Regions from separate parts of the Homo sapiens genome. Here region 1 is linked to region 2. A link is an interaction called in ENCODE POLR2A ChIA-PET data of the cell type or tissue named here. Cell type or tissue: PC-3. All regions are shown on one strand. Each heading gives the region's core, and the rest is flanking DNA. Links, peaks and the distances in the headings are about the cores only.

Region 1 (16,802 bases), core at 7,397-9,896, 49 kb after region 2:
TGGGGAAGCATCACAATCATGGCAGAAGGCAAGCAGGTGCAAGTCATGTCTTACTTGGATGACAGCAAGCAAAAAGAGCTTGTGCAGGAAAACTCTCTCTTATAATAACCATCAAATCTTGTGAGACTTACTCATTATCACAAGAACCACATGGGAAAGACCTGCGCCCATGATTCAATTACCTCCCACTGGGTCCCTCCCACAACACATGGGAATTCAAGTTGAGGTCTGGATGGGGACCCAGCCAAACCATATCAGCCTGAAAATTTACAAAAAAAAAAAAAGTTATTTAGTTCCAAGATACAATGGGTGTACAGGCATTGGGTAAACAATCCTGTTCCAAAAGGGAGAAATCAGCCAAAAGAAACTGACTACAGGCCACATGCAAGTTCACAACCCAACAGGGCAGACATTAAATCTTAAATCTCCAAAATAACCTCTTTTGACTCCATGTCCCACATCCAGGGCACAGTGGTACAAGGAGTGAGCTTCCAAGGCCTTCGTCAGCTTTGCCTCTGTGGCTTTGTAGCATTCATTGCTCAAAACTACTCTCTCAGGTTATTGAGTGCCTGTGGCTTTTCCAGGTGCAGGGTAAAAGCTACCAGTGGATCTACTATTCTGGGGTCTGGAGGATGGTGGCTCCCTTCTCACAGCTTCATTAGGCAGTCCCCTGGTGGGGACTTTGTGTAGGGGTTCCACACCACATTGCCCCTCCACACTGCCCTAGCAGAAGTTCTCTCTGAAGGCTCCTCCCCTGCAATGGGCTTCTACCCGGACACCCAAGCAAGGGTGTATAAGAAATCTTATACACCTTCTGAAATCTAGGCAGAGGCTGCCAAGCTTTCTTTATTCTTGCATTCTGTGCACCTATGTGCTTACCACCACATGGAAGCTGCCAAGACTTGTGACTTACATTCTCCAAAATGAAAGCCTAAGTTGTACCTGGGCCCCTTTGAGCCACGGCAGGAGCTAGAGCAGCCTGGATGCTGGGAGCAGTGTCTTGAGGCTGCTTAGGGCAGCAGGGCCCTGGCCCTCAAAATAATTCAGTCCTCCTGGGCCCCTGGACCTGTTACAGGAGGATATGCTGCGAAGGTCTTGGAAATGCCATTGAAGCCTTTTCCCCATTGTCTTAGTTATTAGCACTTGGCTCCTTTTTAGTTATGCAAATATCTCTAGCAAGTGGTTACTTCACATCCTTCTTGAATTCCTGTGCCAAATAAAAACGTTTTCTTTCTCTGCCACATAGCCAGGCTGCAAATTTGCCATTTTATGCTCTGCTACCCTTTTAAAATCAGTTCCAACATTAAGTTATTCCTTTGCCCCCACATCTGAGCATAGGCTGTCAGAAGCAGCCAGGAAAATTTTTGAACACTTTGGTGCTTAGAAATTTCTTCTACTAGATACCCTAAGTCATCAATCCAAAGTTCAAACTTCCACAGATCCCTAGGGCATGAGCAACATGCAGCCAAGTTCTTTGCTAAGGCCTAACAAAAGTGACTTTTGCTCCATTTCCCAAAACTTCCTCATTTCCATCTGAGACCTCACTGGCCTGGATTTTACTGTCCATATCTCTGTCATCATTGTGCTCACAATCATTTAACCAGTCTGTAAGAAGTTGCAAACTTTACCTCATTTTCCTACCTTCTTCTGAGTTCTCCACACTCTTCCAACCTCTGCCCATTACCCAGCTCCAAAACCGCTCCCACATTTTCAGGTATATTTATTTATACCAATACATCATTCCTGGTACCAATTTCCTGTATTAGGCTGTTCTTGCATTGCTATAAAGAAATACCTGAGACTGGGTAATTTATAAGAAAAGAAGTGTAATTGGCTCACGGTTCTGCAGGCTGTACAAGCATGGCACCAGCATCTGCTCGGCTTCTGATGAGGGCTTCACAAAAGTTACAATAACGGTGGAAGGCAAAGGGAGAACAGGCACATCATATGGCAAAAGTGGGAGCAAGAGAGAGTGGGAGGAAAGTGTCACACCTTCTAAATGATCAGATCTCATTTGAATTCAGAGGAAGAGCTTACTTATCACCATAGGGATGGCCCAACTCACTCATGAGGGATCTGCCCCTCGATGCAAACACCTCCCACTAGGCCTCACCTTCAACACTTGGAGTTACATTTTAACATGACAGTTAGGTGGAGACAAATATTCAAACTATATTATCCCTGCTCCTGATACTTTGGCTTTGAACCTAAGCAAGTTGCTTGGCATAAATGACTGTGAATAGCTACATTCTTAGTTCCAACCTCATCCCATTCTCCCTTTCCACTAAAAATGATTTCTCTGTCCCTGCCCTAAGTCTCAAACTTACATAACTTGTCTTTCTGTTCTTAGATTAGAAACCCCAACATGGACATCTTCTGGGACCTCCAGCAGAAACTTGTTTAAATTCTAAATCAAAGTAATATGCAGTCCAGCCCATTCTGTCACTTTGTAAGTCTGGTATTACTTTAAAAAGTGTGACTGAGAATCACTTACATATTTTACTTGGAAGTTTAAGTGACAGGTCTCAGATATCAAAGAGACATCCTAATGGCATCTCACCCTAACTCCAGACAGCTAATATCTGAACTCCCAAACATGGTCAATATTAGTGAATACTCTGGGCACTTATATGGTGGCAGAATATCAAACTGTAATTCAGTCATACTGCCAACTAGTGGCAAAAGATAAATAAATTAAATGGGAATGAATGTCATATCATAGATCTGCAACACTTCAATGAGTGGCACTTTTCTAGCAAAGTTTTTGCTTAGATTCTAAAACACCTGAATTTTTATACTCAGATCTCCAAAAATTAGGTCTCACTTTATCTCCTTATTAGTTAGCAGTAGAAAGTTATCAAAATGATTCTCTTAGGCTTCTAACTCTCTTCCAAACCTGCTTTTAGTCTCCAATTTTATCTATACATGAAACATCAGTGATTCTTCCTTCCTTTGACACTCTCATAAAGTAGAAAACAAACTATTAGATTACGGTAATATACATGTAAATATAACACATACTTTAAAAGTTCATAAAAGTACATAAAGCTTATACATAAAAGTACATTAAAACAAGTTCAGACTGACTACCATCTCAGATAAGTATAGCCTTACAAAGGAAGAAAGTCAATCTTGAAAAAATAATACAGCCAAAGAGATACAAGGGTTTTCCAATAAGAGAGGGAGGCAAGGTCAAAAGTGCATGCAGTAGATAAATGCTTTCCTCCCTAAAATGTAAATTTTAACTTTGCAAGAAAAATATAACAGGGAATGAAGAGTATGGGAGAGAGGAAAGTAAGCACAGAGGTGAAAGGATAGAGAAGCAAATCTGACATCAATTTGTTAATCCTCTTTATTCCACACAAATTATGTTCTTAAATACACTGATAAGTCATGTAAACCTATAACAACTGTGAATTTGTTCAATTAATCTTTAATACTTTCAAAAGTTTGCCTTGATTACTAAGTTTAGTTGGTCCTGCTTATATCTAGGCTGAAAAATTATTTAGTTCTCATTAATGGTCTTATCAACTATTTATTTGGTTGAATCTTCCTTTCTGTATTCCAGTGGGAAAAAATTAAAATTCAGAGTGATAATGAACTGCTATTTTTTCCTCAGTAATAAAGAAAGTTGAAGTACCTGAGGTGTTATTTCAACAATGTTTACCAATTTTGTTTACATATCAAGTAGAACAACAGCCAAGCTTACTAGTGATTACTGCTTTAATGAATTATTTTGATTGCTTATTTCAGAAAGGCTACTTGTTTCACATAAAATCCTTCTCAGTTATTAAAATACTGATTTAAATTTTTTAACAAAGATTTGTGAATTTTCCTTAAATCATCCTGTTTTCTAATAGTATATGTTTATCTAACAGAGAAATATCTGCATTGTCTCCGTGTAATTATTTGAACTACTTAAGTATATTTGAAATGACTGTCTTCTAGTTAAATTACATATTCTATAATTTTAACTAAAAAACAGCTGTGAGAACAGTACCTATCCTTTGTTTTCCTTCAAAAAATGAGTAACTCTTTATTTGTTTAGAAATTGCTTAAAAGTTATTGTTACTATTGAGAAATATAGTCTGTATTCTCAGAATTAAGCAACATCCATAACAAACAGTCAAATGTCATAATCAGTTCAGCACGCATTTGTAAATGTAGAACCCTATAAACAACAAAAAGTATTTTTAAAAATAACATTTTTTTCTTAAATAAAAGGCGTTCTTCTGACTATGGGTGTTTATCTTAAGAAATTTAAGAGACTAAACAAAAGTGGACACATCACCTATCATCTCACCCCCAGCACTATCATTTTTAGTATTTTGTTTGCTACATTTCATTCCATTTATTTATAGGCATAGATATAGATATATATATATGCACATATAGTCAATCTTACAATCTTATCTTACAAATAAAATTGAAGTTAGGTTCAAGATAAACTTTTATGTTCTGTTAGTTTTTTTGTCTGTTGCCTTGTCCATTTGTATTAAATGGACTGTAGCTGTATCAAGAATAGGATTTTCATGCTTAGAGGAAGACCACCACCAACCCCAGGGTGTCAAGAATGAGCCTTGAACACTGAAACACTGAGAGGCCTGTCATGCTCCTCAGACCTATCAGCCTCCATCTGCCAAGTCAACAGAGAATCGAGATTATCAAAATAGCACTAACTCTACTTTGTCTTTTATGCTTCCTCTGAAGAGTGGAAAAGGGTCCACATTTACCCTTCCCTACTGCTCCTTCCTTCCTCATGGTTTTGCCATGAATGTTTGTCTTAAGACTACCAGTACTAATGCCATCATGCCATTTTTTCTTGTTTGTTTGCCTCTGAAGAAGACTCTCAGATTACCCTCAGTCTCCTACCTTCTGCTCTCCATGTAGCTCTATACAACTCCTATCCTAGAACTGACTCTCACCACCCTCATTTCTAAAACCTCCCCACTATACCTTCTGGAACCCACCACACATCCACGGCAAAATTCTCAATACTCTTAATATGTTCTCTGAACATTTCTTACCCCTTATTCCTACAACGACAACCAAGATCTCCATTGAACAGACTGCTCTCTACAGCCCTCTCTAGTGGTAGCTGTTTCCCGCTCCCCCCCCCCCCACCCCACAGCCTTCCTAGCACAGGGACTGAAGATGGGGTAGGTATCATCTTTATCCTTCATTGTCATTTTCATGCTCTACTTTTGTCCTTAAAAATTCCTGGATATGTAGACTTTACATCCTTGTTAGAGTTATCTATTGACCCCCTCATTTGCGGACAGTCTTAACATTCTCTAACTCTATTTGCTATCTTCATTTGTGGTGATTTTAATATTCACATAGGTGATGCTTCCAATACCCTAGTCTTTTGATTCCTTTTGAAAGATCTTATACTTCGTGACATATAAACCACTCACTCTCCTAGTCATACCTTTGCATTTGTTACTGATCACTACAACCTTCTAAAATCTCAGTTTCAAGAATCCCACTCTTTGAGGCTGGGTGCGATGGCTCATGCCTGTAATCCCAGCGCTTTGGGAAGCCACAGCAGATGGATCACTTGAGGTCAGGAGTTCAAGACCAGTCTGGCCAACACGGTGAATCCCTTCTCTACTAAAAATACAAAAATGAGCCAGGCTTGGTGGTGCGCACCTCTAGCCCCGGCTACTTGGAAGGCTGAGGCAGGAGAATCGCTTGAACCAGGGAGATGGAGGTTGCAGTGAGCCAAGATTGTGCCATTGCACTCCAGCCTGGGTGACAAAGTGTGACTGTCTTTAAAAAAAAAGAATCCCACTGTTTGAATGTTACTTCCTAAATTTCCAACTCTTTATCTCCATTATCCCAACACTTTGATTCCACCAGGATCTACAATGCATTATTTCTGCCTCATTTGCACTGTCTCTCACTCAGCTCAAGCTTTTTATTATTACTTTACCCAGATATTTCCACTACGAAATCCTAATAAACAAAGACGATTATTTTTATTTTTTATTTTTATTTTTTCCACTGTGTAATTCCTTTATTTTCGGCATATTAGTGCTTTACCAACACTACAACCATAAAGAACACAATTCCAAGTACTGTAATTTTTAGTTTGGGGAGATCACAGTCTACAGACTCATTTACTTATATTAAACAAGATTAACCTCATTCAAAACTTACTGCAGTTTATAAATTCACATAAATACAAAAACTGATGCAATTAAACAACTTCAGGATCTTATTTTTTCAATTCTTAGATTATAACTTTTCTGCAGGCTATAATTACGTTCCATAGTCATCAATGGTTATTGTTCAATTTAACTGCATCAATTATAAACCTCTTACATCCTTAAAGAAAATTTAAGTGAAAATTACAATTTCTTACCAAAAGGTTTAGGGTTTTCCAGATCTCAAATATTTGCTTCCCCCTCCCCACTTTCCAGTCCAATATTTCAAATAAACTAAAAATAACCACATCTGACCTGCAACATTCAATAAGAGCAATCACTTGATGTACAAAATTTTAACTATGCCCCCATTTATTTTAAGAACGCAAAAAAATGGCTGCCTACCAATCTGTCTTCACAAGTTAGAAATACCACATTGAAGATTTAACATGAGAGTTTCAAGTTTCCTCCAGTTTAGGCATTTATACCTTTGTGCTTGTTTTGTTTCAGGATGTTACTATAGCATTGATATTTGGATAACCCATATTGATATACCTTAAATTAACAATTCTGTGCTTACACTCTCAGATTTCTTGACTCTTAGTGTATGATGTGTATTTATTGAAACCTCAACACTCTGCCTATTCTGCACTCACTTGTGCAACTGACTGTGGTTCAAGAAAAATGCACAACTGTACCAGTCGATCTCATTTTAAATACATTACTACAAATATCAAGAGGTCTTCTCTTGCTTCTTGGAAATCAGAACACATTTCTGTAGCTCATTCATTCTTGATTCTCCTAGATACTCCTGACTCTTCTAAGTACTCCTTCTCCATCTTCATTCTCAGAACAACATTGTTTTTCATTGAGAAAGTTAAGTGAGTAGAAGACAGCTTCTGCAAGACACCAAATCTATCTGCCCTCCCTCATGTTATAATTAAATATCACTGTTTAAGCCCAACCATCCACTTTCACACTATATTGCATACTCTTGTCTACCCAAGGACATTGCTCCAAGGATGTTCCCTCTCCTGATTATTAAATTTTCCCTCTCCAGATCAACCAATCAACTAATATGCATGTTGCTTTTATCTCTTCTTTTTTAAAAAATAAAAATTATCAGGCTGGGTGTGGTGGCTCATGCCTGTAATCCCAGCACTGTGGGAGCCTGAGGGGGGCGGATCACGAGGACAGGAATTCAAGACCTGCCTGGCCAATATGGTGAAACCCCATCTCTATTAAAAATACAAAAATTAGCCAGGCATGGTGATCGCGCCTGTAATCCCAGCTACTCCAGAGGCTGAGGCAGGAGAATCGCTTAAACCTGAGAGGTGGAGTTGCAGTGAGCCGAGATCGCACTACTGCAGTCCAGCCTGGGCGACACAGCAAGATTCCGTCTCAGAAAAAATAAATAAATAAATAAAAATTATCCTAATCAATTTTCCTCTTGCTATTGCTTCATTTATCTTCTTCTCTTTACAGTAAAACATCTCAATAAAAAGAATAAAATATCTAGGAATACAATTAGCCAGGGAGGTGAAAGATCCCTATGATGAGAATTATAAAATATTGCTCAAAAACATCAGATATGACACAAACAAATGGAAAAACATTCCATGCTCATGGATAGGAAGACTCAGTATAGCTAAAATGGCCATATGCCCAAAGCAATTTACAGATTCAATGCCATTCTTATCAAACTACCAATGGCATTCTGCACAGAACTAGAAAAGAACTATTTTAAAATTCATATGGAACTAAAAAAGAGCCTGAATAGCCAAGGTAATCCTAAGCAAAAATAACAAAACTTGAGGCATCATGTTACCTGGCTTCAAACTATACTACAGAGCTACAGTAACCAAAACAGCATGGTCCTGGTGATAAAACAAAAACATAGACCAATGGAACAGAATAGAAAGCCCAGAAAGAAGACCACACACCTACAACCATCTGATCTTCAACAAATCTAACAGAAACAAGCAATAGAGAAAGGACTCCCTATTCAATAAGTGGTGCTGAGATAACTGGCTAGCCATGTGCAGAAGACTGAAACTGGACCTCTCCCTTACACCAGATATAAAAGTCAACTCAAGATGGATCAAATATTTAAGTGCAAAACCCAAAACTATAAAAACCCTGGAAGACAACCTAGGCAATGCCATTTTAGACATAGAAAGGGGCAAAGATTTCACGATGAAGATGCCAAAAGCAACTGCAACAAAAGTAAAAATTGACAAATGAGATCTAATAAAACTAAAGGGCTTCTGCACAGCAAAAGAAACTATCAGCAGAGTAAACACACAACCTACAGAATGGGGGAAAATAGTAGCAAACTATGCATCTGACAAAGGTCTGATATTCAGCATCTATAAGGAACTTAAATTTACAAGAGAAAAAACAAGCCCATTAAAAAATGGGCAAAGGACATGAACAGACACTTCTCAAAAGAAGCCAAACGATTTTAAAATCTAACCTTTAATTTGTTTTCTTGATATTTTATTAAGATATTCATATCCAGGATGTAAAGCGGATTTAGTCTATAATTTATATTTCTGTGCCCTGTCAAACTTTGATATGAGGATCATGCTAGCTTCATAGATAAAATGGAAAGCTCTTTTTTTTCCTCTCCAAGATCTGGATAAGATCATATAGTTTAAGAATTATGTTTCTTTAATCATTTGAAAGAGTTTGCCTATTAAAACACTAGTTTCCAGAGACATTTTTGTGGGTAACTTTTATAGGTCTGTTTCATTTGGTTTTCACTGACTTTATTGTATGTTTATTTGTTTGTTCTGCTGGCCCTTGCTCATGGTTTCATGCATTTTATGTGTTTTGTATTTTTGGCTATGATATTGTGTTCTTTAGAACTCAAGCAATAAGTAGAACTTCTTAGAGGCCTGCTTTGGAAATACAATTTTCCAGAAAGAACTGTGTGTTTCTGCCAACTACTGTGGCCACTACCAATCCAGAGTCACTTTAAATTGAATTCTTTGATCAGGTATTATTTCAGACCACACTAGTGGTGTGAGTTCAGTCCTCACACTAGTGTGAGTGTAGGCTTTGTGTTTATAAGCTTTCAAGAGTGATTTTTGTTTTACTTCCACCCAACACAAGCTTAGTACATCAGGTTTCCTACAAGCTCATTCTTATTCTGGAGTCTCCTGTATAGTTTCTTAATTTGGATAAGAAGCCATCAAAACAGAAGCTCAGATTCCACTAGAATTTAATAAACATACTTAAAGCAAAAGCTGGCAATAGTTCAGTTAACATAAATTATGCCAAACTTTGCCATAGCATCTCCTTTTTCGTTTTGTTTTCACAACTGACATCAGCTTTTATATTACCTTAAGTATTTGTATTTTAATGAGAATTTGGTAGACAGCAAGCATATTCATTATGGCACATTTGCCAAAATGCTAATCTACTCTGCAGGTATTTATTCCCATATGTTCAATCCATGCCATGGCTCAGTTTTGGTTTTCTTTTAAACTCACACATTGTTGAAATCAGCCAGAATAGACACACTCTGACTCAAGGGTCCCCAACACCACCTACATATTTGGTGATTCACTGGAAGGACTCACAGGGCTCAGGCACATAGTTCCACTAAACACTAATATTTCTTATATAGACATAGTAAAGATTAAGAGCTGGGTTAGACAGGGAAAACAACATCAGGTAAAGACAAGGAAGAATCCATGGAAAGTTTCCTATCACCTTTCCCCAACCTGACAGCTCACACAGAGCACACTGTCCCTCTAGAAAACAAACAAACAAAAAAAATATAGCATCAAGTGTGAATTTTTCTGCCAACTGAAGCCCATTTAAAACTCAGAGTTTAGGAGTTTTACTAGGGGCTGGGAACATAGACGCTTTTGCCTAGCAACTACCAGAATTCCAGACTTACAAAAAGAAAGCAGACATTACAATAAATTCCACTGTTTATACGAATGTCTAGGCCCAGAGAAATTACCTTACCAGTTAAGGGAGTGCTTCAGAAGCCAAGTTCCCAGGTATCAGTCAGTGGTCAAATCTTGCAAATGAGCTTTCTAAAGAGAGGAGCCTCAGATGGTCTAGGTGAATGTTTCTGCACGTAACACCCCTCCCCCCACCAAATGCTTTTGACACTCTAATCTATTGATTGTTTACTGTTACCAACAAATAATTAATAAGAATCCAGTATAATTGGTTTGTGACTACAAAAACCAATTTATGATTCAAATACATGTTTAAGTAAGCCTGTTTTGATTTAGCTAACAAAACCAAATTGTATAAATCACTTATCTCCTCCAATAATTACTATTTTCATTTCTGCAATAAAATACTGAGAAATTCAACTTACTATTTTCAAGTTCTACATTCTATTTGACTATGATTTTGAGTAAACATTTAATTCTTTTTAATCAAGTTGCTACATTAGGAGAGCTGGTACATTTTAAATTAAGCAATATTACTGTAAGTTACCTGAAGGAAAAAAAAATATGTAACGGATATATTTGAAAAGGAAAAACAAAACTGACTCATGGCAGAATCCATTTTGTAATAGTTCTAAACCCTGATATTCACAAATGTGAGTGTAGGTTAATAACTGCTCTTTATTCATCAAATGTTTTGTCTATGCATGTTTTGTTAAAGGAGCAATTATCTATTCAGAGTTCTAACAGAGATCTGGAAAACTGCTTGCCTGAAAGAGCAAAATTGGTCTTACGTGACTTCAGATATATCATGATATAATAGACATACTGCAATAATGACACACAGACACTCAACTATGGAACTGATGATATTTTAAGATTCCTCATAGAAACTGAGTACAAATAGAGACAGATAATCACAATCTGAATTAATTTTATTACAATTAAATCTGTTGTAAAATTAGTAAAAGAAAATCTCCTACTGAATGCAAAGAGAATCAAGGTCATCTGAGGTGATACATTTCTGCAGACAACCAGGAGTGAGTCTATTTTCTCCTTCCTCTCACACACATCGTGCTTTGGCTGTGGGGTAATTCATGAAAGGAGAAAACAAGTACAGAATTTCATAGTGAAATAAGATTTTCTCTTTCAATCGTGAAATTATAATTGGCCAATTGCTGGCAGCTGCCTTTAGAATTTGTGTTTTCCAAATGTTAATAGGCCTCAAGTTAGCAGTAAATGTGAACACTAAATGGAAATCCTTTGTTTTCTTTTGTTTTATTAGGGCACAAATAGAATCCTTGCTTTTATGGTTTATTCTTGTCATTTGCCAAACTAAAAGACTATGCCATACATTATACCATAAGCAATCTTCTACTAAATAGTCTTTAAACTACTCAGTTCATGATTATTTCAAATATCAAAAGCCAGTTCTTGTAAAATGTGGAGTTTCATCAAAAAGACAATATTATTTAAAACATGTATTTCCAGTATGTTTATTTTATTTGATATTCATTTTTTCTAGAAATCTGTATATCTATATATAGATATACAGATATACACATATACAGATCTATATAGCTATATATATATATATACACGATAGATAGATAGATGCCTGCATTACAGCCATTCCAAAGCACAGGCAGCAAAAAATCTACTATATTTATATATTTTTAATGTAGAGATTATTTTCATAATTGGAGCCAGGATGTAATTATTTTTTCCTAAGCCTTTCTCCAGTATTGGCTAAACTAGCATCATAAAATATTACTTCGACCATAACAAGCCACTCCAAAAAAGTCCTATTTGTTACAATAAAAACATTCATTTATAAAACAAAAATAAAATCACTTACTTAAAAACTTAAAAAGAGAACTTCATAAGGGACATCCCCCATATTTAAAATTATCATGACATTGCATTTATGGTCAGAATGAAAGCATAATGTAGAAATTAAATTAGGTTTCCTTTTTGAATTAACATCCCAATTTCTTCCTGGATTGGTTAACTGCATTTGTCACCATGGACACTTTCTTCACTATTCAGAATTTTCAACTGTATTTAAAACAGATCACATTCATTTCCTCTGCATCAATATACTAACTAGTCAATGGAAATCGAAACACAACCAAAATAGATACTTTATACTGCTGCCAAGAGGAGAGGGTTCAAAGCAGAGGTGTAATTAAAAGTATGACTAAGCAGATAGAATCACATTAAAGAGGCTTCTCACAAGACAGAAAAAAATTTGGAAAAAAGAAGCAAGTGCCCCCCTAAATATGATATTGCCATCTCTGCCTGAATCATTTGAGCACAAGAATCTCAGCTTTCTGGTACAGGCCCCAGTTGCTATAGAAACTTACAACTGGGAGCTAAATAAAGTAATTTCTATGCTAGTGTTGGTGTCTATAACTTCAGCACCTGATGCTAACCAAATTGTGCTCAATAAACAAATTTAAACTTTAAAAGCCTGCAATGTGATCACAATGCTTTCTATACAACTGATTAATCTCAACTGATCTTGGCTCAGAGCACAAGAACATAAGAAATCTCAGAAACAGAAAAAGACTACTTAAGGCAAATACGCCTGCATCCTTTGTTTTTCTTATCTGATTTCCTAGTTTATCCCCATATCTCTATCCTGTCTTAGTCTGAAAATAAAAAGTCAGCTAGCTCACTCCCTAACTCATCAATAATCCTGCTTTCACTGATCCCTTTTAGACAATTTATTCTATATTAAACCACTCCCTCTTGGCCTCCCCTTTTTCATTTATCCTACTCTAAACCTAAAGAACAAAGAGATCAGGCAGCTCAATAGATACTTATTTCTTAATCCTCCCAGCTGGGCCTATTATTGCTGCACATTTGATTTTAAGATTATTCACTATTTGGCAAGAAATCAAGAATCTGAAATAGCCCCTTGATGCCCGTTTGTGTGGGCATGTCAGGCCCTTGCCCATTATGTCACCAAGCAGTGTTTTTGGCTGTGGTAATGCTCTCTTATTAAGCGAAATGAGACCACAGGGCCTAAATATATGTTTGCATTCTTCCCCAGCATCACTTTAGAAAGGATATACTATATAAGCCCTTTGTTCTTCTCCAGTGGGCCCAGGCATTTCAGGTCAATGTCACTGTGAGAATTTAAAGTATGAAAAAAATCATCTGAATATATTACCTCATTAAAGCACATGAATACCATTGTCATAAGCACCAAACACAAATACATATATTAGCAAATTTGTTTCTTCTTATCAGAGATTTGTAGTGATAAGCATTTGAGGCTGCATATTTTTTTCTGTTAAAATATTGTATTTATTTCACATTTGTTAAAGCTCTTTGGCCCCCATTCCAGTGTACACTCCAGAGGCTTAGATGAGTCTATGACCTGTGATATCAAAGCCCAAATCAGTTCAGGGCAGAGTATTTGACAATAACATGAAGAGTCTGTTGCCTAATTATGAAAAAAAGTAGGTCAGATCAAGCAATCAATTTTCTAATCATTTCTGATCTAATCATTTATATTTCTATCAATCACCTTTATTACATGTAGAAAAAGAAAAACTGAAAAAGAAAGAAAAAAGGAAAGGAAGAAAGAATGGAGGGAGGGAAGAAAGGTAAGCATAGTTCCTCCAAGTTCTGTAAAACTAAGTCTTTTAAAAAATGCTTTACTTTGAAATGAAGATGAAATTTTTATGAGGCAATATTTTCTTTTAATTATCAAGATGCTTTCAAACACCATGGGAGATTTTGAAACACTAAAATAGGAACTGATAATATGAGCTCACCATGCATTCATAAACCTTTCCCCCTGAGTTCTTCTGGATTCTAACTGCTACCTTGGCTTTAGCCCAATAAGCTTTTAAAAACAAAGAGGAAATACTGGGGGTTAAACCTAAGGACTGACCTGCTATTGCCACTCCGTGTTCAACCAAAATTCTCATTAGGAAACAACAGGGAATAGTTTTTAGCTGCAAAAAGGCACCCAAGAGAATAACAGAAATATATCAGGTTAACTGGTGGATACACGGCATTGCCTATATACCAAAACAAAAACATCCTGGGAGAGATCTGAGCTATGGCAGGAACAGAGTCAGCTAACAACTGTCAGCTGGGATTTTTGAATAGCATTTAAATCCACCAAGCACCATTTGGGAGCAGGTGACTTCCAAGGAGGATGGGGGAAATGAAATTATGCTAGCTATGGAAATAGAAAGAGAATGGAATTTGGTACCTCTCTCTGTCTCTCTTTTTTTGTGTTTGAGAGATTTTATTTGATTTTTCCAAGCATGCAAAACTTCAATTCTCACATATCTACATAGATATAAATAATAGGCTGTATCCACACACAGTGCACAGTACTTCATAGGCAATTTATAAATATGTATTCTTTACAGAAAGGAAGGGAAAAAGTAAGCAAATGAGGAAAGAAGGAGTGAAGAATCAACTCTGAATTAACACTCACAGAGAAAAAGAACTGAGAGAAGTGAGTTCAGATGGGGCTGAGGTTAGGCATTAGAATGCTTATATTTTAGCCTCAAGCTGTAAGTGGCAGCTGGCTGCATGGCCCTGGCCAGGTGGTCAGCCACCACTCACTAGGAGAATTTGGCATTCAAGTCAAGCAGCTGCAAAGTGAAAACAGCCCAGCAGCTTTGTAGGAACAGAGGTATGGGCCAGTTTCTGGTTCCAGGCTCCCAGCCAATCACGATAGGAGAGGGCTGAGGACACCTGCCCATGACCATAATGGAAAGCATACAACTAATTTATAACACAGAGCACCTAACAGGAAAGACCACAATCCAAGGTGTCAACAAGGCCCTCTGAGATACGAGTTCAGGGGATGGGGGATGGGATAATCATGTCTTAAGTGTGGCATGTTTTGGAGAAAAGATGATGATATGAGAACAAACAGGACCTTAGGAGCCATCTGCCCCCCTCAAATCTTTTAGTAGTAATGATTCAAGTAAAGTGCAGAATTACACAGTTAATTTGTGACACGGTGAACTTGTGAACAGGTCTGCTGATTCTTAGCCCAAAGCTCTTGCACAACAACTGGCTTAAAGCAAATTGCCATTTTACCACCCTTGCTTTGCTCAATAGCAATATTCAAAGCTTGTTCATAGGTGTACCAAAACTATTGAAATAATCTTTAATTTTCTCCTCCATTAAAATAATTTCAAGTGCTTTTCCTAAATAAACATGAAAAAATAAAAATTGCCCTAAATACAGTTTTCCTATTGTAGCATTCAAAGGACACTTATTTTGTAACTTTATACCAATTCAAAAAGGGCACAATTTAAAATGAATTACAGTGTATAGACTTTGTCCCTGCCTTCTGCATTATTTTCAAAAACAAGAGGCTCTAATTATGGTTATGGTACTGCAACACATTCTGGAAATTTAATCTTACAATTTCATTAGCCACAAATTTTTTCACCCCTTTAGGTCTGTATTATAATATTTTATTTATCTAAATCTAGGGGGGTTGGCAAGGGTTATTTGGCATTTCGTAGTAAATCTTTTAAATTCTCATTTGGATTGCAAGTGTTTGAAGGGCTGTATGCAATATACCTCATGCATAGGAAAACAAAGGTGCTAAAAGTGAATGAACAAGCCAGTGCCAGGATTAAAAGTGGAATCTAAAGTTTCTTATATGCATTCGTATACAGCATATTGTTTCTTAAATTCAGTGTCTGTATCTCTTCTTCATGTCTTAACAGAGATTTCTGCTTATTTGTGGAAGTAAACACAATTTTGAACATCATTCATAGCTGTTGTAGCATGGAGGACATGGTGCTGAATTTAGATTATTATAAGTTAATTACTTTGTCTTCTTTTACTTATTTTCCTGTCTTTCTGGGCATCATGCATAAAGAATGGTATATATAATAAGTAGTTAAAAACAATAATAAGACAACATCTGTGTATCCCCCACACGGCTTAAGAAATACAACTCTATTGATTCTTCTGGGTGTCTTTTCCCAAATCCCTCTCTCTCCATTCCGGAGGATTTGCTATGATATATCATTCTTTTGGTCTTCTTTATATTTTTACCAAATATATTTGTGTTCCTAAATAATATGTTGTTTCACTTTGCCTATTTTGAATTCCATATTAGCAGAATCATAGTCTTCTGTTAGAAGTTTTTATTCAACATCATAGTTTTAGGGGTTTGTTTCTTTTTAATTTTATATTAATTTATTTTTACTTGACAGTAACTATATTTATGGAGTACAATGTGATGTTTTGATCTATGTATACATTGTAGGAAGATTCAATCAAGCTAATTAACGTAGGAAATGCAAATTAAAACTACAGTGAGATTTCATCTCATACCTGTTAGAATGGCTATTATCAAAAAGATGAAAATGGAACAGTGTTGGTTAGGATGTGGAGAAAAAGGAACCCTCAGACACTGTTGGTGAGAATGCAAATTAGTACAGCCATTTTGAAAAATAGGGTGGAGTTTCCTCAAAAGACTAAAAATAGAACTACCATATGATCCAGCAGTCACACTCCTGGGTATATATCCAAAGGAAATGAAACGAGTCTTTCAAAGAGATATCTCCTCTTCATCACTCATTTCAACATTATTCACAATAGCAAAGATACGGGCTACACATTTTTGAGGGTTATCTCTATTGACATGTATAGCTGTATTTTATTTATACTGACGTTTTATAGCATTCCATTAGACATACAGGCCACAATTTACCTGGCTATTCTCCTTACATTT
Region 2 (16,802 bases), core at 8,581-11,080:
TGGGAAGTAGGTAAACCTCAACCACAACTTCTCTCTAACTACCCATATCTAATCCTATATCCATATTCAAGAACAAATCTTGTTTCTATCTCTGAAGTGTCTATAAAATCTGGCCTCTACTTTCTATCCAAATTGCTATCATCTTTTTCTTCTCTTATTTAGATTATTGCTACTAGTTATTTCAACTGATTTTCCTGCCATCAGCTTCTTTTCTTACCTTCCATCTATTTTTCCAATTAAATCCTAGTTTTTTTTCTTACAGAATAAAATAATTTCTGAGATTAGTTCATGCATTTTTTCATCAAGGATTCTGTTCACTAGACTTAAAATATCTATAGAAGAGACAACCAGTCCCAAGGATATCTACCAGAACTCATCTTTTCCAAGGGATTTCTGGGTCCATGTATTTTTAAATTCTTGAAGTCTGTTAATTCCATAGTGCCTCACAAATACCTTCATGCTCATCTATCTGCTCTTTTCTTAAACTTTCCTCTGCTGTACTGCATGTCCTTCCCTGATGCCAATCTAGCTCCTACTGCTGTCTTTTCCTCTAAAACTTTTTTTTTTTTTAACTGCACCTCTAGGAATCCCAGTCACCTTCAATATCTTCCCATTGCATTCCTGCCTAACAGAAACTTGGCTTTCCCTGAGGACACCATTTGCCCTGTAGCCCTCTTAATTGGAAGATGCTCATTACCACAGAATACACACATTCCAGAGTTTTTAGATGAGAAGATCACCATTCTTGCTTCTTGGATGCACTGCCGGGCCATTTCTTAGTCACTGAGACACTGAAATTAATTACGTCGGGTAATAACACAGTCTTCATATCCTCAGCTACTTAATAACAATTCCTGTTCTCCTTTTCATTCACTGAAGACCTTAGTACCAGAATCACTGTTTCCTCCCACTCCATGTTCCGCCACTATCCTGATTTACTTTAACATGAATCAGTAAGACCCAACTAATACCTTAATTCTTCAATTAATTTTCATTGTTAGTGACTTTGACCTCATTTCCTCTGAAATCTTTCACTCTTATATCAGTATCTTAGATAAGTCATCCACACACAATTTGCATTTAAAGAACTATGTTCTCCATCCACATCCTCCTATCTTTTCTGCTGTCTTACTCTTTATCTCCCATGGCATTTTTCTTTTTTTTCTCATAGGGATTTCCAATTCCTTGGCCCCTCTATTTTATTCCTATGAGCAGTTTCTTCTGTTCACTTCCTGGACTAACTAGCTTAAAAGTCCATTACATTACACTTTCCTCAATCTCTTTAATTTTTCCCTCTGTTGTTCCATAATTTTATTGTTCTAGAAGACAGTAAACTGGATGAATCCATCTCAGTTTTCAAGGCCTCCATCTAGTCTTCGGAGAGCTGCCATTGAGATTTCCTTCAGATTTTACTTCAGCTCACATGTCTTCATCCCCATCAAACCCAGGAATATTAGATGTTTATTTTACAGAAATAGCATATCACCTTATAATGTGCTTGATTTCTTTATATGCCTATCTCCCTCTATACACATGCTGAAAACAAAAGGTATGTCTTAAAAACACCATTTTTATTACTGGTGTTTAGCATACTCTAGTTATTGAGTGAACATTATTAAATAGATGCCATATTGTTACATTATCTTTCAAGCAGTGGAGTATATGTTTCATGTATGAATGAAAAGTGCTGGACATTTTTATTATTCAATATGTTAAATTTGAATTTATACTAACTATTCTAGAATGTATTATTTTTACAAAGAATAACATAATTTTTTTTCTCCTTTTTAAAGAATCTAAGTTACTCAAGTTATTTTAATGGAAATGGTGTTTCGGTTATTTCAGACAAATTAGATTTGGTACAAGAATAGTTCAACAGAATAGAGGATACAGAGATAGATCTAAAAATAACAGCCACCAATTTCATGACAAAGTTGGCACTGTGTCACGGTGGAGAATGGATTTTCTCTTTAGTAAGTAATGCATGCCCAACTGGGCCTACATCACACAAAGCACAAAAAGGCAAATGACTTGAACACGTGAACACATTTCACAAAAGCAATTAAACCAAAAGACCAATAAACATATGTAATGGCACTTAACCTTATTAGTCTTTAGGGCTACCCTCTGATAGAATGACTAAGATTAAAGAGATAAAAATGCAAAAATTACAAAAATGTAGAGCCACTAGAATTCTAACAAATCATTGGTGACGGTCTTCATGGGTACAGCCACTTAAAAAACTGTTACTATCTATTAAACATGTATATATGTATAAATATACACATATGTTTACATATATAAACATGTGTGTGTTTGTGTATATGTGTATATGTGTAAATATGTATATAATATATATAATATATGTATATATTATATTGCATATGTGTACATATATTATATATATATTATATGCACAATATGTGTATATATAATATATAATATACACATATTGTGTGTATATATTATATATACACACATCTATATATGTTATATTATATATACACACATCTATATATGACCCAGCAGTTCTTCTGCTAGAATTATGCTGTGATATTCACTAAAATATATGTATGAGAATGTTTATAATTGCACTATTTACAAAAGCTCCAAGTTGGAAACAACCCAGATGCCTAGCAATGATAGAATAGATAAATAACTTGAAGCATAAACACATAATAGAATATTATGGAGCAATGAGAATAGATTATAGTACAACACACAACAATGTGGATAAATCTTACAAATATGAATTTGAGCAAAAGAAGCCACACACAAAAGATCCCATACTATTTGATTTCATTTATATAAAATATACAAATAAGGAAATCTAGTGTATGGAGTCAGAAGTTAGGAGAGTGGTTATCTTTGATGGGAAAGGACTGGGTTAGTCACAGGAAGGAATCAGATGAATAACTTCTGGGTGCTGGATACAAAGATGTGTTTAAAAATTCACTCCCATGTGTGCTTACAGCATATGCAATTTATGTATATTATACTTCAATCAAAAAATGTTAATTACCTCAAAATAATAAAAGCCACTTATGACAAACCCATAGCCAACATCATCCTAAACAGGCAAAGGTTGGAAGCATTCCCCTAAAGAACCAGTAAAAGACAAGGATGCCCACTCTCACCACCCCTATTCCACATAGTGCTGGAAGTCCCAGCCAGGGCAATCAAGCAAGTGAAAGAAATAAAAGGCATCCAAATAGGAAAACATGAAGTCAAACGATCACTCTTCACTAATAACATGCCTCTATACCTAGAATCATATAGAATCACATAGATTCCACACCTAGAATCCAGAAGCCAAAGGCTCCTGGAGCTGATAAACAAATTCGGTAAAGTTTCAGGATACAAAATCAATGTACAAAAAAAAGTAGCATTTATATACGTCAATAATGTCCAAGCTGATAGCCAAATCAAGAACATAATCCCATTTACAACAGCCAAAAAATGAAATACCTAGGAATACATTCAACCAAGGCCATAAAAGATTTCTACAAGAAGAACTGAAAAACACTGCTAAAAAAAATCACAGATGACACAAACAAATGAAAAAACATCCTATGCTCATAAATTGGAAAAATCAATGTTGTTATAATGTCCATAGTGCCCAAAGCAATCTACAGATTTAATACTATTTCTATCAAACTACCAATGTCATTTTGCACAGAATTAGAAAAATCTATTCTGAAATTCATATGGAATGAAAAAAGAGCCAAATACCCAAAGCAATACTAAGTAAAAAGAACAAAGCCAGGGAAGCATCACACTATCCGACTTCAAACTGTCTTATAAAGATACCATAACCAAAACAGCATAGTACTAGTACGAAAGCAGAGACATAAATCAATGGAACAGAATAGAGAGACCAGAAATAAAGCCTCACACCTACTGCCTTCTGAACATGTGAACATGACAATGTCAACAAAAATAAGCAATGGAGAAAGGACTCCCCATTCAATAAATGGTGCTGGGATAGCTGGCTAGCGATATGCAGTATGCAGAAGAAAAAAACTGGACCCCTACCTTTTACCATATACAAAAGTTAACGTGAGATGAATTAAAGATTTCAATGTAAGACCTCCAATTATAAGAATTCTAGAAGAAAACCTAGGAAACACCATTCTGAACACTGGCCTTGGGAAAGAATTTAAGACCAAGTCCTCAAAAGCAATTGTAACAAAAACAAAAATTGACAGTTGGGACCTAATTAAATGAATGAGCTTATGCACAGCAAAACAAATTATCAACAGATTAAGACAGCCTACAGAATAGGAGAAAATAGTTACAAACGATGCATCTGACAAAGGTCTAATATCTAGAATTCATAAGGAACGTAAACAATTCAACAAGTGAAAAACAAGTAGCCCCATTAAAAAGTGGGCAAAAGACATGAAAAGACACTTCTCAGAGAATGTAAATTAGTTCAGCCACTGTAGAAAGCAGTTGGAGATTGCTCAAGAACTCCAAAGAACTTAAAACAGAACTACCATTTGACCCAGCAATCCCATTACTGGGTATTGATCCAAAAGAAAACAAATTGTTCTGCCAAAAAGAAACAGGGACCCACATATTCATCACAGCAGCAGTATTCACAGTAGCAAAGACAGCAACCTAGGTGACCATCAATGGTGGACTGGATAAAGAAAATGTGGTAAATATATGCTGTGGAATACTACACAGCCATAAAAAGGAATGAAACCATGTCCTTCACAGTAACATTGGAAGCAACTGGAGGCCATTATCCAAACAAATTAATGCAGGAACAGAAAACCAAATACCACATGTTCTCACTTAAAAGTGGAAGCTAAACATTGGGTACGCACAAAGATGGCAATAACAGACACTGGGAACTACTGGATAAGGGAGGGACAGAAGGGATCAAGGGTTGAAAAACTCTTGGATACTATGCTCACTACCTGGGTGACAGGATCAATAATACCTCAAACTTCACCATCACTCAATATACCCATGTAACAATCCTATATACCTACTCCCTGAATCTAATTTTAAAGTTGAAATTATTTTAAAAAGTAATATATTTGATATCTATGATATATAAGGCATCTGTGAAATGAGATGCTGGAAGAAATACATATATAAATGAATAAATTGAGAGCAAATAAGGGCCAAATTTCAGAAAGACTAAACTCTTGTAAACTGAATATGAAGGCCTACAATGCTTATCAAGTCAGAAAAAATGTAATCTATTCAAAATGGAATCATAGATTTACTTGGGTTCAGCTTTATGGCCTCCTTCAATCCAGGTTGACATTATTTGTGCAACACTGACTTAAAAAGTGTTTTTAGTACATTCCAAGAGCCTTGCACAATAGAATAAACATAGTTTTGTAATTCACCATCCTCTTTTGTCTTTATCGCAACAAAATAAACTGTTCTGTTGTGTCCTGGATGATCATTTGGCATTTCTTTTCACTTATAACTATCTTTACACACAAAGTTTTCCAGAAATTCTTGGTGCCTATCAACAAAATTTGGATGTCAGAAACAGTGTCTTATTTGTAAAAGGATGTTTGCTTCCTAATTTAAAAGTTATATTGCTTTTGGCACAAACTGAAAAGAAAAGCCATCAAATAAGATTTAGGTAGTGTTAAATGACTAAAGATTATAAAAAGCTTTTATAACCTGTAATCCCAAGTTACACGCTAGCTGAGATGCATTCAGAGAATGTGGCAGTTTATGGCAAAGTGTAAGGAAAAGGTACTATAGTAAAGCAATTTATTTTTTGTTGTTGTTGTTTTGCACTCATCTGTGATAAATACAGCAAGACAATAGACTACAAGTGGTTATTTAATAGGCAGAAAAATCAAAGCTAAACTATCCATTTCTGAAGAATGCCTTTAGGTAAAAGAGAAAGCCTATTATCATTGAGAAACATTAAGCTAATTAATAATTAATTTGGGAATGTGCTTTCGTCATTACAAAATTGAACAGCAATAAATATTAGTGTCTTAAAAACTATTTGTGTAAGACATTTCATAGAAGAGTAAAAATAAAATGTGATAACATGTATTTAATTCAAGCAGATAGACTGCAGATCTACAAAGTCATGGCACATAGGTTCTTTTCCAAATTTATAATCCGGGATGATAACAGTTACATAAGCATTTTTACAGTACAGGCACTCTGCTAACTAACTAACATGGGTTATCTCCCTGAATAATTATAATAAAACCTCAAGGTCATGTAGTAATTTCCAACTATGGCTGCCATCAGTTATTTCTTTCCCTAGACAAGCATGCTGTCTATTAAGAGATAGCATCTAATTTCCCTCTCTCGAACCTGAGCTGGCTTTGTGATTTCCTTTTGACAATTAGAATCGTGACCTACTAGGTTGTGAAAAGCCTTAGAACTTCTATTTGGGCCTTTTAGAATGCTTGGTCTTTGAATGCTTCTTAGAACCCAACCATTTTACTGTGAGAAGTCCAAGCCCCGAGCCAGATTCATGAGCATGCAACGTGTGCTGTTACTATCTCGAACGTCCTAATAATTTTAACAAGAAACTCCATACTTTCCTTTTGCACTAGGTAGGTTCCGTAAATTATGTAGCTGATTCTGCCCAAGCCACGGGCTGAATGCCCACAGGACAATCAGCATTACCTGCCAACTATGTCAGTGAGCCACGTTGGACATTCAGCCAATCTGAGCATTTAAATGACAGCAACCACAGACAACATCCGATTACAACTTCAGAAGAGAGCTGCCCAGCCAAGCCCAGTCAATGCCTACGAGCATGAGAAACAATAAAATATTATTCAAAGACATTAAGTTTGGCTTGTTACCTGCAACAGATAAGTAAGACATGCACATACTATTATTAAATCATTCATTCCTTACAATAAGCCTATGATGTACTAAATATTATAATCAGGTTTTTTTTTTTTTTTTAAGACAGAGCCTCACTGTTGTAGCCCAGGCTGGTGGAGTACAGTGTTGCCATTTTGGCTCACTGCAACCTCCACTTCCCAGGTTCAAGCAATTCTCCTGCCTCAGCCTCCTGATTAGCTGAGATTACACATGCCCACCACCATGCCTGGCTAATTTGTGTACCTTTAGTAGAGACGGGGTTTATCCATGTTGGCCAGGCTGGTCTCAAACTCCTGACCTCAGGTGATCCACCTGCCTCGGCCTCCCAAAGTGCTGGGATTACAGGAGTGAGCCACCGCGCCCGGCCTATACTCACTTTTGAGACAATTTTTCTAAGCGCACAGTTAAGAGGTGCTGTCTGGTGTTGTCTAAACACATAGCCCAAGGTATAGATTCCTATTCTTAATAATAAGTGTCTGACATACAGCAATATTACATGATACTTTCATTTGCAGTGTATTTTTCTATTTTTGCTCCATTAGAATTATTCTCCAGATTCCAATCTAACAATTTCATTTATATATAATTCCAAATTATCACTGATGAGATTTCTAAGAGTAAAATCTCAGGTTGCACCTTCCAGTATCTCCTGATTTCCTCAAAGTTTCTAAACCTTAATAATTGTAGGTATCTCCATTTTAACGCTAGCCAATTATGCTAATGGTAGTGCATTACTCACTCCCAGTGATGTCTGTTCAACTTTTATGATTATGTCCTCTTCTATCCCCTGCAAGGTCATCATTAATTCCTAATTGCTCAAAATTATTTTCCCATACATACACACCCACAAAGCCCTTGTGATGGGAATTCATTTCTCAAAAGGGAATTTAACACTAAGTCTCAGATGCTCAAAAATTGATGAACCAGGTAGTTGACCTGAATCAGCTAATTAAGCTATAGGAAGTCACCAGGGAAAGAAAAAGCATGTCATTAAGTTCACTGTGCTGAAAAGTAACGATTTCAGGGTTCCTAGGAAAGCAAAGAGATACACTAAACAGAATTTTTTGAAATTTTGTTCCACTTTGACTATAATTTAACTTTTTTGTTTCTGGTATTAGCCTAAAGCACTTGAGTGAGACACCTAATAAACCACTTCTTTATTGAAATTGTTAATTAACTATAAGCCTGGAAGTGAACTCTGAATTATTCTTTTGTTTGGGTTTGAATTGTTTCAAATTAAGTTGGATGAGTGTTAAGGAGAAAAAAACTTTTTAGAAATAATTTCTCTTCTAATGAAGGCTCTTTTCAGATAATATAATTCATGCTTGAAATACATCTATATTCAAACACATAGCACAACCCAAAAGGCATATATACATGTATCTATATGCATATATCTTTCAAAGAAAAACCAGAAATCCATAATAGTAATTTATGCATTAATTTTTAATTAAGAGGTAAATATTGGCTACCTATTTGTAAAGCCAAAATATAATTATTATAAAATGCATTATTGACTGACCACTATATTCCAGGCTTCTTAGTATCCTTTTTCTAATTATTACTTCACAGAAAGTAAAATATTAACCCCCAAAATACTTCTAATCTACTGTGTTTCCCTCTCAAATAAACATACATTTTAAAATAAAAGAACATAATAGCATCTGATTTCTCTTGTGATCTCATTAAATGCTGAAACTTTTTTTTTTTATTTTACTTTAAATTCCGGGATATATGTGCAGAACGTGTAGGTTTGTTACATAGGTATATGTGTGCCATGGTGGTCTGCTGTACCTATCAACCACATGCTAAAACGTTTAAAATTACTTTTTAAATTTTCAATAAAAACATTGAATTATTTTATCTGTCACAGATTTTAAAAACAGAGCATAATAAATGTTTTAAACTTTTTTGATGATAAAAAAGTTGTCAGTATTTTGTCCTTTTAATATTCTGTAATATGAAAATATACTTAAAGGCTTAAAGATACATAGATGATATTTGATAAATGCTTCCAGAATGAATGAATAAATGAATGAAAAAAGCACAATCATAACGCCATAATTTCTCTAAAAAACAGAGTAATTTTACAATTGTTATTTTCTTTCTTCTCTCAGTATTACTGAGAAACCAGCTGGCCCTTCATCAGAACCATGGAATTGAGAGGAAACTTTTCAATGACTAATATAAAACTAAAGAAAATATAGATTTTTATGTGTTACATGAGAAGATAAAAATGCAAATAAGAGAGCCTATTTAATTTTAATTCTACATTAAAATGTATTGATACATTGACTGTGAATTTCATAGAGGAAGCTGTGCTATTTGCTATTGCATCTCCAGTACCTAAACACAAGCGGCCAGCACATACTGTGCTCAGTTAATATTTACTGTAAACAAATGAATGAATTTTATTGCTTTATAAGTTTTTTATATGATAATCTAAAACACTATTCCAACTATCAAAGTTTGAAAAGGATTTTTCAGAATGACACTGTGTCTCTGTTTTATTCCCCATTGATTACTGATAATTGTTAGCCACTATGTATAGTAATCTCAAATATTTTCCTTAGAGGAAACCATTGTAGATGATTTATGTTGCTTTTGGAAAAAGCAACAAACTGAATGTTTCTCTTTTTGTCTGGTTGATGTATCACTTTATCTAATTGTATTAAATTATCTATTACTGCATAACGAATCACCCCAAACTTAGTGACTTAAACTTACAATAATTATTTATTGTCTCTAATACTTTTTTTGGAGATCAAATATTCAGAAACATAGCAGGGGCTCTGAGGTTGCAGTCTGATATTAGCCAGGGCTGAGTCATCTGGAAGGCTTGTCTGGAACTGGCAGATCCACTTCAAAGGTATTTTCATCTGAAGACTGCCAAGGTGGTTCCTCTCTATGTGGGATACTTTGGTGTTTTAATGGCATGGCAGCTGGCTCTCCCCAGGCTGAACAATGCACGAAAACGAGGGAAAAGCTACAAGGCCTCTTGTAACCTAGTCTTGAAAGTTATATGTCATCATTTCTGCATTATTCTATTGGGAACTCAAGTCAGCCCTGGCATGAATAGATGGGTATGAATTCTCAGGGAAAACTATCTTTAGGGAACATCTTAGAGACTGGCCATCATACTAATTTTATATGTAAAAATATAATACAAAATCATGTAAGTGCTTACATTATTTGAACTATGAAAAAAAGCATTTGCCATTAATTCTAGGGAAAGCTTTTTCATCTGTATTGCTACATACCTTGATCCTTTGGGCTTTAACTTAAACTGTCTTAAAAGGTTCCTCATGAACTTTTCGTTTCACGGCATTAGAACAACAATTTAATCATAGTTAATATGTTAGCTGCAATTTCTTTATTTTTATTTCTTTGCTTATTGATTTTAGTCCAATAAATTTGCATTTGATATATACAAAATAATAAAACCATAGAATTTTTCATTGGAATCATTTGAGTATAAATAAGGTCATTTCCCTTTAAAGTGTTTTGCCTAAATTGTTTCCACTTAACCTTCTGGATAAAGCAGGGGCAGCCTAAGCTCAGGGACTAATATCATAGGGGGAAAAAGCAAATCCAAATAAGGGGAAAAAAAGGAATACAGAAATGAGATTCAGAGGAAAAACCTAAATTATGGGATTCTGGGGTTGATGAAGTAGCCACAGAAAGAAAGCTGAATTATGGGAATCTGGGGTTGATGAAACAGCCACAGAATGAAAGCTGGAATGTATGGGAGGAACTAGACTGGAATGGGTTTAGCACCTCAATTAATGCTGGACAGCTTCTCTGAAAAGTCTGTGACAAATCCTCAGTCCCGCTCAGCAGGAACAAATGCAGGGCCTTGAGCCCAGTCTCAGAATTATGGCCATAGTTGTGGACTTGCCATTTCAATAATATGTGGAAATGAAGATGCTGGTATTACCTAATTGTACTTTCTCAGGAACATCTTCAGGTAAAGTGTATTATTCCATGTTATTTGCTATGTTAATTTTCTCTACTTTATTCCAAAGACATCGACCAGCATTTTCTAAAACAAATAAGGGCTGCCTTGGGGAATTGTTGTCAAAAGCCACTAGGCCTTCGGAAATTCAATTGAATAAAAAATGTGACATTGTTGTCTATCAATTTTAGAATTTTTTTTTCCTTGGGAATTCTTTATGTTGGTGTGAGAAAGGCTTGGACTTTAAAAAAAATATATGTGAATAATGATTCCACACTCACTAGTTATACCCATGGGCTGGTTACTTATGTGTTCTTTGCCTTCATTGCCTCACATATCAAACGGGAATAATAATTTACAGAGTTCTTTTTTATAAAAATTCAATTGGATAACATATACAAAGTGCCTCACCTAGCAGGTACCCATGAAATTTTTATTCCCTTCTCTCTTTTTCATTTGTTCCTGATATGTAACATTATTTCTGATAATAAATCAATTTGCTGGCAGCCAATATTTAATTTTTGAGTAATAAATTTTCCTAAAGTCTACGTTCTGAGGATTGCATATTTTGGTTATAATCTTATTTTTTTATTTGAAAGAGCAAGGTTAGTAATACTTCCTCATCCATCTTATCTCTAATTCTTTTCATGAAATATTTTAATTTTTTTCATCCATCATCATTCTTCAGATAATCCTCAATATATGATTTAATGACGTCAAAAAATTTTGGTCCTGTTAATTATCTACTACTGACCATCTCTCAGAGTTGTTTATTTTATATAAAGTAAAACTGGATTATTAGCTGATAAAATTGTCATTAATATTTTTATTTTCAATTTTTCCACCCCTTTCCCATATGTAAAAAAAAAATCAATGAGTTTAATGCAGTACAAGCAAAATGAAAATCTTGTTTATTTAGTTCTTTAATCTCTTAAAACTTACTACTCCAATTTCTTAAATTATTTTCCAATGAGTCTATTATTCATTATTTGCATGTCCTAATAAATATCTAAAACTCAATTACTTCCCTCCTTGTTCTACACACCTTCCAAATTCAAAAGTGAGACTTTTTTTCTGATCTATTATTAGGCATAAAAGTGTTAAATATTATTATAAATTTATTTTTCTAATTTCCAGTTACTGTTTCCCTACTCTGGTTTTCAGCAATGGAGTTTTAATGTGAAAAATGGGGATTAATGTACAAGTAACACTACATTATTTGTGTGTGGGGTGGGGGGGGGAATGTGATGAATGTATGGCCTGCTACTCTTCCCTAATGTGTTATATTAGATATAAAAGTGTTCCTCATGGAAAAGCAGCTCACAATGTTAATTCTCTGAAGTGCAAGGTGTTACTAAGAATTCTCATACCCATTTCAGATCTAGTATTTTTCTCTATCATATTTTTTATGTTTCATTTCTACCAAATGACATTGCAAAATCCTGTTGCGGTACTCTGGTTTCACTATTTGAATAATGAATCACAAATCAAATTTGTTTTATTTCTCAATAAGAAAAAATAAGTTCACTAGTTTTCTTTACTACTTCCTTATTTAAAACATATTGCCCTGTTGACTGATTCTAGGTCCTTGACCAAATATTGAAAATAAAGCCCATGTTACTAATTTTGGTTAGTGGCAATACTGTTTACTTGCTAAAACTCAGCCTCACTGGTAACATTTTAGAAATTTTAATATTTTACAATCATTGCACACGTGATGTTATGGATTGAATTGTATTACCCTGAAAAAGATATGTTGAAGTCCCAATCTCCAGTAACACAGAATGTGATCCCTTTTGAAAACAGGGTCTTTGTAGATGTAATCAAGTGAAGATTAGGTTATTAGAATGGATCCTAATCCAATATAACAGGTGTTTTTATTTTTTTTAAAAAAAAGGAAAAAAAGAAAAGAAAAATTTGGACACAGACATGTATAGAGGGAGTCTATGCAAAGAGACATAGGAAGAATGACATGTGACTATTGGACACAAACCCAGGACGATCTGAGGATACCAGAAGCTGGAAGAGCCGAATAAGGACTTTCTCTTACAGGCTGCAGTAGAAGCATGGCTCTGCCAACACCTTGCTTTGGACTTCTAGCCTCCAGAAATGTGAGGCTACAACAGAATGTGAGAATACATTCCTGTTGTTCTAAATCACCCAGGTTTTGGTAGTTTGTAATGGCAGCCTTAGGAATAATGAAAAACTAACAGTTATTTTAATTTACTAGCATTATATGGACTCTGACTACGTAAATACAGCTTTGGAGGATTTATTTTTAAATGAATCATTGCTTTACTACCATGGATCTCTATGATCAAGATCTATTTTGGTAACATAATAAAGTAACATTAGTTGAAGACTTCTTTGTGTCCAATAACAGTAATTTATTATTGTCCAATATTATAAGTGCTTTACTTGTCTTCATTAATTTCATCCACACGACTATGCTTTGTCATAGTCACAACCACAATTATAATCTCTATTTTGAGGCACAGAGAACTAAGGTTACTTTCCCAAATTATACTCCTAGTAATTGGGTTATCAATACAAACCCACAACATCTACCCAGAGTCCGTGTTCTCAATCACTGCATGAGATGGTCTTCAACTGGCCCATCCCAACTGACCTCACCTTTCACCAATTAAACATTTCAGTGTGTCAACCCTCTAAAACACTGCTATGGTAATTTTATTCAAGCTGCATTCAAAACACAACTTGCTTAACTATTGTCTACAGAATAACTGCCGGACTCTTTGGCATGGTACATAGCATTTGCAGGGCCCCATGACCTGGCACAAGCCTACCTATGAAAGCGCATCTCTACTTACCTATGTGTACAGATATTAAAATGAAGGAAATTGTATAAGTGATGTTAGAGAACAATGAGGGAATACAGACATGTCAGGACTTAGTTTCAATGCAGGAAACACAGCTGACAATGAGTCCTTCGTATAAGGCATTAGGTCAGGATAAGACAGACAAGCATATAAATCTTGACCCAGGCCTTACCTACTAGTCTGGTCGTATCTTTTTCTTCTCCCACTTTTTCACAGCACACACAGCACACACTTCTGCAATTTTAGAATGGCCATATTCTTTCTCACCTCCTGAGGTTTATATTTGCTATGTTCTCCTCCTGTGCCCCTTTCCCTTCAATTTTTCCCTTCCCACCTTCACCCTCCTACTGGCACGATTTTCATGGATAGTTCTGCTAGAACTCTATGATTCAGCTTATCTGTCTCTTGCCCTGAGAAGCCTTTTCTGATTTGTCTCCTATTCACCTGGCCAGTCTACAATATGTGCTCCACCTGTGCACTTGTCTTAAACCTTCACATTCATCACACGGTTTGTATCGTCAGTTGACTTGTCTGGATCTCCATTCTAAACTCTTAAAAAAGGAACTGCATCGCATTAGTCTTTGATTACCCAGAATTCGTACAATGAGTGGAATGAAGCAGCAGATCAATGTGTATCTGATGAGAGAATGAGTGTACAAATGGTTGAATGGATGAATGAATACATTTATGAATGCTCAACTGTGTGTACATGTTGGAGAGAAAAATGGCAGAACTGTGAAAAGACCCTCAATCACTGCTGTGGTGCAGAAAGTCTGTAACCAACAAATAATGGTACAAACTGAAGCGTGCCCAGGAACCTAACAGCAGAGACAAGATCACATGGCTGGGAGTAAAAGACTGGACACATTGCATGGACCAAAGCAGACTTTTATCCAAACAAACCAGCTGGGAGGAAAGATGAGAAAGTCAGTTGAAAAGAATGATCAACTAGAGTTAAAAACTTACACAGACAGCAAAAAAGAAGGGAAGTACAGATAGTAAATGTCAGGTGATACAAAGGTTGATTTTATAGGCAACTAAATTAGAAATAGAAAATTACCATATCAAGAGATTACACAAATCTTTGCTCAGGAAAGTCTCCAAGAGATAGGGATCCTATTAAGAGCCTGGGAATGAACAGATATAAAAGCAGATGCAGCTGCAATTTTATAAAACATTGACGACTGCAGTAGATATTTGATTCACATTCTAAAATGTTATGGAATTCCTATTAAAGCAGATGTCAACTTCTATGTGACTAGCAAGAGCCATAAGTTCCATGAGGGCAGGGCTTTAACTGTCAGAGTCACCTCTGTATATGCTGCCTAGCACCTTATAGACAGAGAAAAGGACCTGAAGTAATGGAATGATGGCTCTTTCAATTATATCCCATACCAGCTTCGCTTCACTATTTCCCTTTTCAGTGTACCATTCATCTACTTGCCCAGGCAAGAAACTTGATGATGAAATAATGCATCAACATTAACTTTCTCTCCCTCACCCCTCTCCCAACATATTTATCAATAAGCAACTCTTGCACAACCTACCTCCAGAATTCAAATTTTGAATTGGAAAATGCCTTTCCCCATGAACACAATGCTTGTTCAGGCCACTGTTCTTATTTGTTGTACTTCTGCTAAATCTTTCTAACTCTCCCCTCTGCTTCTAATTATTCTCTTAGAATTAAGTGTCCAAAATAGAACCATAATAATAAGTGTTGTGGGTTGAATTACATTCCTTAAAAAGATATGTTTAAGTCCTGACTCCCAACACCTGTGCATGTGAGCTTACTTGAAAATAATCAGTATGAGGCTGTACTAGATTAGAGTGGGCCCTAACTCAGTGACTGATGTCTTTCTAGGAAGCGGGAAATGCAGATAGAGGACCAATAGTGAGAAGGTCATGTGATGATGGAGGCAGAAATTGGATGCGTGTATAAGCCAAGGGGCAACTAAAGGTTGCCAGTAATCAACAGAGGCTAGGGAGAGGTAAGCAAAGATCTTCACCTAGAGACTTCAGATCATGGCCCTGCCTACCAACACCTTGATTTCAGACTTCCAGCTTCCAGAAATGTAAGAATACCTTTCTGTTGTCTTAAACTCCCTGGTTTGTAATTATCTGTTAGGGAAGCCCTAGGAAACATACAATATGCAAAAATAAAAATTCAATCAAGGCTCTCTGTTGATTAACATCTTTCTGTAATGATTTCGGCATAGAGTAGAAAGTTTTTTATAAGGCCTAAAGAATCCCACATGATCTGAATCCTACCTAACAGTGAATTAATCTCTTGACAATTTCCCTTGTTTTCAGCTTGCTACATTTTAGAGATGCAGGACGGTTTACTTTCCCCAAATTTGCCTCTTCTTCTAGACCCTCATGCATGCTGCCTTTTCTGCCTATCATCCTTTCTCTCCCTCACCTCCACCATTATCCTGACTACCTTTTATATTTCCTTATCTCATAGCCCCATTCTGTCAGGGAGAACTCTACAGATGTCAAAATTAGTTTGGCTCCTTTGCTGTGTAATAGTATAGTACAATCTTTATTCTAAATATTGGATTACTTTTTTTTTCTTCTCTAATCTGTAGAGTCCATGAGAGGAGAGAAAACATCTTTCCTGTGTTTTCCACCGTATTTCCTGTATCCAGCATGCTTTGCACATTACTGTGGTTACTCTACTACCATTACCCAATCATTACTATTACTAATAAAGAGCCAACAATTACTCAGTATTTATTTGTACCAGTAATTTTGCAAATAATTGAGATGTTACAATTGTTACATCTAATGTTACATCAGTTAATCCTCTTATCTAGCAGTGATCAGATAGGACTCACCATTATTTCTAAGCCATAGCTGAAAAAAAAGTGAATTTTTCAATGGCTGAATTATGATTGCAAGGTCAAACTGCCTTGAATTGATAGAATGAAATCTCATCCTAGTTGTATCCGAATTCAAAAGGCTGTATTCTTAGTAATTTGCTCAATAAATATTTGATGATATTCCAACAGACAGAGAAATACAAATAACGGCCAGGTGCTGAAATTAACACATCTGTGTTTGAGGAAAAATGAGACAGAGGTTTAACTTTCAGCAATAAAATGAAAAGGGGAATTTGGTGTACATAAAGGCCAGATAAAGAAGCAAGTCGAAACAAGATAATTGAGATC

The links. Peaks named below come from ENCODE experiments on the same cell type or tissue, not always from the same donor. Only the 100,000 strongest peaks of a DNase experiment are listed, where the experiment ranks them.
Region 1: POLR2A ChIA-PET joins it to region 2 with 7 read pairs; 2 of 35 experiments call an interaction of 5 or more read pairs at or near these places.

The regions. Positions count from the first base shown.
Region 1 is chr3:81,998,846-82,015,647 of GRCh38, reverse strand. All of the region lies in intron 1 of LINC02008 (long intergenic non-protein coding RNA 2008), which reads right to left. Among named protein-coding and RNA genes, the nearest start is that of LINC02008, 21 kb to the right of the region's middle. RefSeq lists a silencer at 14,582-14,631. In PC-3, for the core only: no CTCF peak of the experiment used is centred there; no DNase peak of the experiment used is centred there.
Region 2 is chr3:82,048,881-82,065,682 of GRCh38, reverse strand. The region is part of intron 1 of LINC02008 (long intergenic non-protein coding RNA 2008); the gene reads right to left. Among named protein-coding and RNA genes, the nearest start is that of LINC02008, 71 kb to the right of the region's middle. In PC-3, for the core only: no CTCF peak of the experiment used is centred there; a DNase peak (open chromatin) is centred at 9,702; H3K27ac peaks cover 449 bases.